Linked DNA regions of Homo sapiens: region 2 is linked to region 1. Evidence: chromatin contacts called from ENCODE Hi-C or POLR2A ChIA-PET data. All regions are on one chromosome and are shown on one strand. The core of a region is the stretch at or near the end of the contact, and the rest is flanking DNA. Distances in the headings are between cores, read along the strand shown.

Region 1 (4,073 bases), core at 981-3,480:
CTGAGTTCAAAGGCATGTGGATGGTGCAGCCCCCTGCTGAGATATGACTGCAGCTTTGGAAACATGATAAAATAAACACACGACGTGGGTCTTCAGACCACCCCCGATTAGCAGCTAAAGAGGTGGATGGGTAGAAGAAAAAGCAGAGGTTTTCAAAGAACAAAAATACAACAAGGCAGCACATCCGTCCCCGAGGTTGAGAAATGTGGGCTGCACTAGTTTCCGCATCATCAGAACTGTGCCCGAGTCAGCACAGTTCTGAGCACAGGGAGAATGTAGAGCACGTGGGGCAGGGAGGCAGGGTGCATGTACCTACGAAGTGCTGCCCCCACACACATCCCTTAAAGGAGAGTTACCCTAGAAATGATCTGAGGATTCTGGTAACAAGAGTTGTCATTCAAGATAGGCCTGACTCATTTCTTCCATGAAGGAGGAACTGAACAGTCAGCAGCAGAGATTAGAATTCTTATCCAGGCAGATCTTGAGTGCTTCCCTCCCTCCTACCAAAGTATTCTCTCTTTTGGCATCTCCCTGCCTTATATTTTGCCATTACGGGTTGATCCTGTTGGCTTGTCAGTCTCCAACAGTTCTCTATACAGACGCAAATGTTCTGGAGAGGCAGGCCACAGGTCAGCCCCAGACTGTGAACCCAGCTCAGGCAGCCAGGACCCAGGACTGGTTCCATCAGGGGCATGAGGGCCCACAGGAGTGAGCGAGGGAGAAGGATGAGGACAGTGATTATTGTTCCCCCTGTATGGATGAGGAAACTGAGACTCAGAGGAGTAAAGAAAGCAATGAGCAGTCTGAGGTTGGGGAAGGCCAAACCTCACTTCCTCCTCCCAAATCATGTGTCTTCAGAGTACATTCAAGGGCAACTCCACGCTCTGTGTTTCAGAGAAAACAATCCTTCATGGCTGTGCCCACGCTCTCCTCCCACACCACCAGATGTGCAGGCAGCGTGGGGTCTCTCCAGCATCCCCTGTTCAGACGGCCCGTTCGGAAACTGGACATAACTGTGACTTGTGTGCCTGGCTCTGAATAATCAGTTAGGCCAGTGAAATGGGAGTCTCTCTGTGTGTCTGGAATTTGAACTGAGACCCTAAGTTGGGACCACTCAGAAGTCTGGGAGACTCAAGAGTGAGGTGGCCATTACAGAGCCACACACAGCACAAGGTATTAAGTCAGGAGAAACTGAGGCAGCCAGACAGACGGGGAAGGGAGCAGGGCACAGAAAAAACCAATGAGGAGAGATACCCAGGGGAGAGGCCAGAGCTGCCTGATCAAGGACGATGCCCACCTCCAGGACAGGGACTCTTAAAGTCTGCCCAGGGATGGCAGGGCTGCCATGGAGCAGTATCCCCTGAGATATGGCTCTCATTTTTCTGCTTTCCTACTGGTGTGTTTTTTTGCCACTCTCTAGCCCTGGCTGTACCACTGAGGACTGAATTTTAACAGGCAGCAGGAAACTGGGATTCTTAGGTTGCAGGTCACTGGATCAAGAGGCACCACATCTACGTGTGAAGCAGGGATTACTGCCCCTCACTGCTGATATGGGATGCCAACATACCGCCCTGAGACCCTGCACCTGAGGACGATGCTGCCCCTGGGGCGGATCTAGGGCTGCGTTCCCTGGGGAGGGATGAGGTACTTTGCTTGCAGGAGGGAGAATGAGCCGGAAGCCATCAGTAGTCAGGAATGTGCCCTTTCAGTGTCCCTAGCTCCTGACTTCTGGGCACCTGGTGGGATTGCACTTTCTGCCTCTTTTGCTTGGGTGGGGCTGTGTGATAGATCCCACCAGTGAGCTGTGAGTGGAAGTTTTTCACTGTCTGTGTGAGGCCCTCAGTCTCTTGCTCTCAGTCACTGTAGCCAGCATCATTCCAGATGGTGGTGGCTACTGCCTCAACCTGGATCTTAGAAAATGGACACAGAGCTTGTCCAGCTAAATAAACCTGCCTGATTTGGAGCCATTTCGTGTTGGGGATTGTTTGCTACTACACCACACCCTGGGTGATCTGGCGGGTGCATTGCCTTAGCCAGGGCTTCAGCATCACACATTTCCTGGATCCTTCTGGGAAGTAGATGGAGGGCTGCTAAAAGCTGGGGCAACCCTAGGGGCTGGAGACATTCCCTGGGTCCCCCTGCCAGCCACAGTGCCAACCCTCAGGCTGTGGCACGGGAGTGCTGAACAGCAGAGGGCACCAGAGGCCTGTTTCTGCCTTCCCCATCCTGGTGCCATCATGGGGGTTGGTGGCATCAGTATTGCTGGTATTGTAGGAGGGTAGCATTTGGACCTACAGCAGAGAGAGATCTCGCTCCTCTTCTGTCACTGTGGTTGTGGGCAAGTGTTTGGAAGATGCAGACTCACCCTTCAGTAGGCTTCAGACAATATCTAGGGACCAGGGTCGGGGCACCCACCACAACTTCCTCTGGCCCTTTCTCTCTTGGGCTGGCCCCACCTTCAGTTGTCATCTGTCAGGCCCAGGGGTGGGGAGGAAAGCCAGGAGCCAGGATACAGCAGAACAGGCACAGGCAGCCTGACTCAGCACACAGCAGTGTTTTCAGGCCATCCCCTGTGGCTTTTCCTCTTCCATGCCTCAGATCCCACCACTATACTTTTGCCCATTTAGCACCCTACTTTCAATTCTGAAAATGCAGCTCTTGTTTTTTTGGGGAAAGGGAAAGGATGGAGGTTGGAGAGGGTGGGACTAACAGCAGATGTTTTCAGGATTTGAGAGCTTCGTCAGTACAAAGAGCTTTGTGCTAGGAGCCTGGAAGCCAGGTGATCTGCAGTAGGTCTTTTTCTTCCTTGGGCCTCAGTTTCCTCCTCTGCAAAAGTGGGTTTTGGGACAGCCAAGCTCTGAGCCCCTTCCAGAGTTTGTAACCTAAGATTCAGGTTTTGCTGGTCAGGAAGAGAGAGACAGCCTGGCCCTGGGGTAGGGATAGGAAGGAGGAGGAAGGTGCTACCTGTAAGGTAAAGGAGACAGGTGGGGGAAGCTTGGGTCACTGGGAGTCCTTAGCTGGACCATGACACTTTGCCAGGAGTGGCTGGATTCCCTGCACCTGCTGCTTTACTGTTGGCCTGTGTTTCAGTATTTACATTTCTCTGGATCATATAAGACCAAGGTCAGGTTAAGTCCATTACTCCTAACCCTAGTTGGCCCAAAGTCAAACAGAAGAGGTTGCCTGTGCACCTGCATCTCTGCCCTTCCTGCCTTCTCTAGGTGCTCTTAGCTCTGCATTTCTGCTCCTTCCTGCGGGGGCAGGAGGTTGGGCCTGACTCTGAAGCCCTAGTAGGGCCTGTCTTCCAGAAAGACAAGCACGTAGACACTGCAGGCAGCCACCTTGGGGTGGGGAAGGGAACACCCGCCTGGCATCTGGCTGTTCGCTGGGTGGGGATGCCTCTTTCTGCTGCCTTTGTTACCCTTTTCCCTCACCACTGCCAGCACTCAGGCTCCATAGTTAAAAGGCGGCACCAGGTTCTTCCCAGCAAGAACCTCAGGAGCTCTGGAGGCACCTTCTGGGTGGGGTTTGGTTGGATAAGCAAAGCATCTCCTTCAATCCTTCAGCCTCCATTCTGCTCAGTCCCTGGAAGGTCGGGTGGTAGCATGGGAGGAGGCCACCTCCTAAGCTTCCCCCGCCCTCCCCAGTGCCCCTGTTCCTCTGAGCTCTGGAGGTCACCAGGGCGCTGCGGAGCTCATTGCAAGCTGCCCTGGCTTGTTATCGGTCTTGAGAGACTCGTCTCTCTCTAGCTGCCTGTAAACCTCTGGGACCTGATGGATGGGTTTTGTTGTTTTCCTTCCCCCTGACTTGTTGGTGCTGTCACCTCCAGTCCCTGGTGGATGGACATCTTTTTATTCCAGCAAACCCACTACCTGTACTACCCATTCACTTAGTCATTCACTGAGGCTCACCATTGGCCATAAGATCACCAGGGCCTAGACACACAGAGGGGTGTGAGCACAGAACACAGTCCTTGCAGGGCTCTGGGTTTTGTAGGTGTGAGATGTGCCCGAGGCCTGCCAATTCACGGTGGCAAGTGCCCTGATGATGGCTGCACTGGCTCGTATGGGAAC
Region 2 (4,073 bases), core at 495-2,994, 180 kb after region 1:
AGAGCACCATCTCTTCCTGTCAACAAGGCCCCACTGTACTGTCGCTGGTGCTGTGGATCCCCTGAAAGCAGACTGACTCTCATTCCAGCCCCATCTGTCTTCCCCAGCTACCTCACCCACTGCAGCTCCAAGGCCAGTCTCCTTGCACACCCTCCACAGGGCACATGGAGACTTCTGGAGTCCTCCATGCATCACAGGAATTGAGGAAGACTCTGGCATTCTGTCATCTGCTGTGTTGGTTTAAATGCCCCAGCCCAGTTGCCTCATCTTTTAAAAAGGATAATAATTAGCACCAATGTCACAAGGCCAATGTGAGAGTTTATATTTGCAAAGCACTTAGAATGACATCTGTCACATAGTAATGCAATATCGGTATTTGTTAAAATACATTATGTAATGATGTGAAGGTGAAATAGTAGTAGGCTAGAAATGTGTCACTTTAAACTTTAAAAGCTATGGCAAGTTCATCATCTCCCATTGGTCATGTATACCTAGACACTCCCAAATGGACCTTCCTAAAAGCACTTCAACTTGTGATGCCAGTGCAAGTCTGGCCACATTGATTCCTGCTGAACATAGGTTAGTGATTCCTCCTTGCTCTGTGGAAGAGGTCAGGGTTCTATTCTCAGGCCACTAGGATCTGCTCTGCTGTCCCCTCCAGAGTCACCTTGAACCAACCCTTCCTTCCCACTTGTCCTCCAGCTCTGGAAACTTTCTTCAGCATCCTTTCATAAACTGTGCTCCCTCTTGCTTCAAGACCTTCACCCAAGCTATTCCTTGTGTCTGCGTGGCTCCTCCTGCCACTATCTTCTCCTTCCTTTAGCCAGCTCCTGCTCACCCCTTGAATCTTGTCTGGGTTATCATTTTTTGCAAAGAAGTCTTCCCCAGACCCAAAAGAGATGATAAATCCCGTGATGCATTCTCATCCATGTTACGTTTAATTCTTACATTCAGCATGACCTGCAATTGTTTGGGTCATCCATCCATCCATCCATCCATCCAACAAATGCTTATTGAATGTCTATTGTATGCCAGGTACTTTTCTTGGCCTTAACCATATAGCAGTGAACCAAACAGACAGAACCCCCTTGCCCTGGTCTCTAGCAGTTATTTGATGTATATGTGTTACAAAGCAATCTCAAAACAGATATACCCAATTTGGGGCCCAGCTCTATCACTTCTGTTTCATAAACAATAGAATTTCTTTTCTCGTGTCCACTCTGTGCTGGGCTCCTGCAGTACAGACATAAAAGAGATAATTACCACACGTTTGTCTTTGAGAAAGTTACTTAATGCCTCTGATCCTAATTTCCTATATGAAAATTTTCTCTGCCACCTTTGAGGGGCCATGAGGATTAAATTACTGGACAGTTCTCTCTGTTCATGTAAAAGGGCTGTCGCATATGCAGTTGAACAGCAGAAGCCTCTTAAACAACCTGAGATCAACCATCAAAAACACAAGAGCAAGACTCCTAAGCAGTTCTTTGCTTACCACTATATTCCTAGTGTCTAACAGGTACCTGGAGGAAAGCAGTCTTTAATATATTATTTGTTAAGAAATAAGCCAATGAAATACTGCTACCTTCCCTAGAAAGATGATGGATTGAAGGCACAATCCTACTCCTATGAAACTCATGAAGATCTCCTCGAGCAATGGCAGGAAACAGAGCTGCTGACTAGCAGTTTCGCGGGAGGTTAAAAGAAGAGAAGCCCCACCCAGGCGGAAGGTCGCTGCGGTTTCTTTGGTGAATGATCCGTGCCCCAGCTCTCCCATTTAGACCCTAGTTAATCTGGCTACCCTTGTAACCAGGCCAGCCCTCTAGAATAACAGAGCCTGAAGTGAGGAGGTGGGAGGAACATTCATGAGTGGGTAACCCTGTGACTAATCCAGAGAAACAGTTTCAAGACTGGTGGTTCACCCCAGCCTTGTTTGTGTCTAATTTCCCCAGGGGCAAATCAGCCCCTTCATTTCACTCTGAGGTTTAGGGTTTCCCCTAGAGCTCTTGGTGAGACTCAGCCAGGATGTTTTGCATAAGTGTGGGAAGTCTTGGAGGTGGAAGTAGGAAATGGGGTGGAGAGTAAAGGTGAGACTGGATGGGGGGCACTCTGTCCATCCCCACTTCTGAAAAGCTTTGGCATAATTCAAATCAATTGTTTCTTCCCAGGCTATTTTGCAGAAGAATTAACACCAAAGGAGACAGAAGAATTGAGCCTTTTAAAACAAGTTTTTGTTTTTTTTTCCAGGAGAAAGGTGGGGAGAAAAATAAGAGCTGGAAAACACATGGCCCTAAACAGGTGAGAAGTAATAGGCCCTATCTTTTGTATCTGGGCCAGCCATAATTCTTGACAAATAGTGTGCATTTCACAAATGTTCATCAGTGAGTTGAAAGAACATGGGCTCTCAAAGCAGATCCACCTGGTTTGGGGCCTGGCTCTATCACTTCTGTTTCATAAACGGTGGCCTTTTTTTCCATGTGTCCACTCTGTGCTGGGCTCCTGCAGTACAGACACGAAGGAGGTAATTACTGCACATTTGTCTCTGAGAAAGTCACTCAAGGCCTCTGATCCTCATTTTTCCTATATGAAAATCTTCTCTGCCTCCCTTAAAGGGCCATGAGGATTACGCTGGACAGTGCTCTGTCCGTGACAAAGGGCTGTGGCATCTGCGTGCAGTTAAACAGCAGAAGCCCTCTTGAGCAACCTGCAATGGACCAGCTTGCTAGATTAATGTAGACTCTCCACACTACTCAGCTAGCACTGTGCCCATGCCTGGGATACACTAAACCCTTGAAGCTAGCAGCTCCAACTGAAGCTTCTCTCCAGTTTTCCTGGGCACATATGTTTCCATTGGTTGAGCTGTGTGTGCTTACTGAGGGCTATTTGTATTTCTTCTCAACCTGTACCTGTTACTCTGATTAAATAATGCAATCCATCATTTCATAATGCAATGAAATATGAGTGCAAAAACGTAGAGTTGTTTCTTTGCAAGCTAAAGTGAGTGCTTTGGAGAGAATCAATGCATGCTATAACGGAACAACCTCCTGGTGAATTCAGTGTAAGTGCGATAACTATAAAGGTTAGAGGAAAAAACAACAAAATAGAGTCTTTGGCATTCAGTTTTATATTCTCTTTCACTTTAAAGAAACAGAGACTACATATTGTTGGTGCTACCTCGTGGGCGTGATTTATCTGGGGAAGAATTCCAAACAGCCAACCCAGAGAATCCCCCATTTTCTATGACTGTCTTGGGAAAGTGGGTCTGACAAAGCTGAATCTCATCAGATTCAAGAGGGGGTGTTCGGTGGCTTTAATGCTTCTCCGTAAAGTGGATGGGAGAGTGTCAGGGCTAACTCAAGCCACAAAGGGTTCTGAGAACCTCAGAGCTGGGAAGGGCTTCATGTTCACTGGGCCCAGGCATCCCCTGGGGTGGGCACCTCCACCGCAGTCCCACTGCCAGGTGGCTGCCCAGGCTCCTGACTGATGCCCCAGTGACTCAACACCACTGAGACCTGGTTCGGTTTGAGTCGTATTCTGGTAAGCGTGCCTGACTCACTCTGCTCTCCCTTCTCTGTGCTCCTTGATGTACCCTCCTTTACCCCCAGGTGAAAAAGCTCCATTAACTTTGTCACAGCAGGTCCAGAAAGAAGCTAACACTGTAATATGAATTAGCTTAATATATTCTCAAGGTACCTATTTTCCCAGCAGGACAAGGCCTGCTTATCCTTTCAGATAATTCTTCATTCTTTCCTAGGGCCTTCCCATCTCTCCTAGCCCCAAGATCCAGGTCCTTCATCCAAAAGACCTACCCTAGGCCCCATTTCTGCACATTTCCGGCAAGATTCTGCCTGATCACTGCCTCAAGTTGATAGGACAAAATATTGTACCTGGGATCAATAAAAATTCTAATTCTAGCACTTTTTTTTTTTTTTTTTGAGACGGAGTTTTGCTCTTGTTGCCCAGGTTGGAGTGCGATGGCGTGATCTCGGCTCACTGCAACCTCCGCCTCCTGGGTTCAAGTGATTCTCCTGCCTCAGCCTCCCAAGTAGCTGGGATTATAGGCAGCTGCCAACATG

What was found. A loop is a pair of places that touch in the nucleus more often than their neighbours do. ChIA-PET counts read pairs that join two places held with the same protein, here RNA polymerase II (POLR2A). Pooled maps may share reads with other maps.
Region 2: a loop to region 1 is called in a map of CD8-positive, alpha-beta T cell, with 3 times the contacts of the local background. The contact joins two enhancer-like sites. A Hi-C loop is called at or near these places in 3 of 168 maps with a recorded cell type or tissue (CD8-positive, alpha-beta T cell, PC-9 and naive thymus-derived CD4-positive, alpha-beta T cell) and 12 of 50 pooled maps. POLR2A ChIA-PET finds 5 or more read pairs at or near these places in 2 of 52 experiments (PC-9 and activated naive CD4-positive, alpha-beta T cell).

The regions. Positions count from the first base shown.
Region 1 is chr15:69,573,961-69,578,033 of GRCh38, forward strand. No RefSeq gene overlaps it. Among named protein-coding and RNA genes, the nearest start is that of DRAIC, 14 kb to the left of the region's middle. Within about 2 kb of position 2,231, at least 2 of the 41 ENCODE cell types and tissues checked have a DNase peak (open chromatin) inside an H3K27ac peak, as active enhancers do.
Region 2 is chr15:69,753,912-69,757,984 of GRCh38, forward strand. LOC107984788 (a long non-coding RNA gene) reads left to right here. Exons shown (of 3, transcript XR_001751592.3): 2 at 2,245-2,295. Among named protein-coding and RNA genes, the nearest start is that of LINC00593, 79 kb to the right of the region's middle. Within about 2 kb of position 1,745, at least 6 of the 41 ENCODE cell types and tissues checked have a DNase peak (open chromatin) inside an H3K27ac peak, as active enhancers do.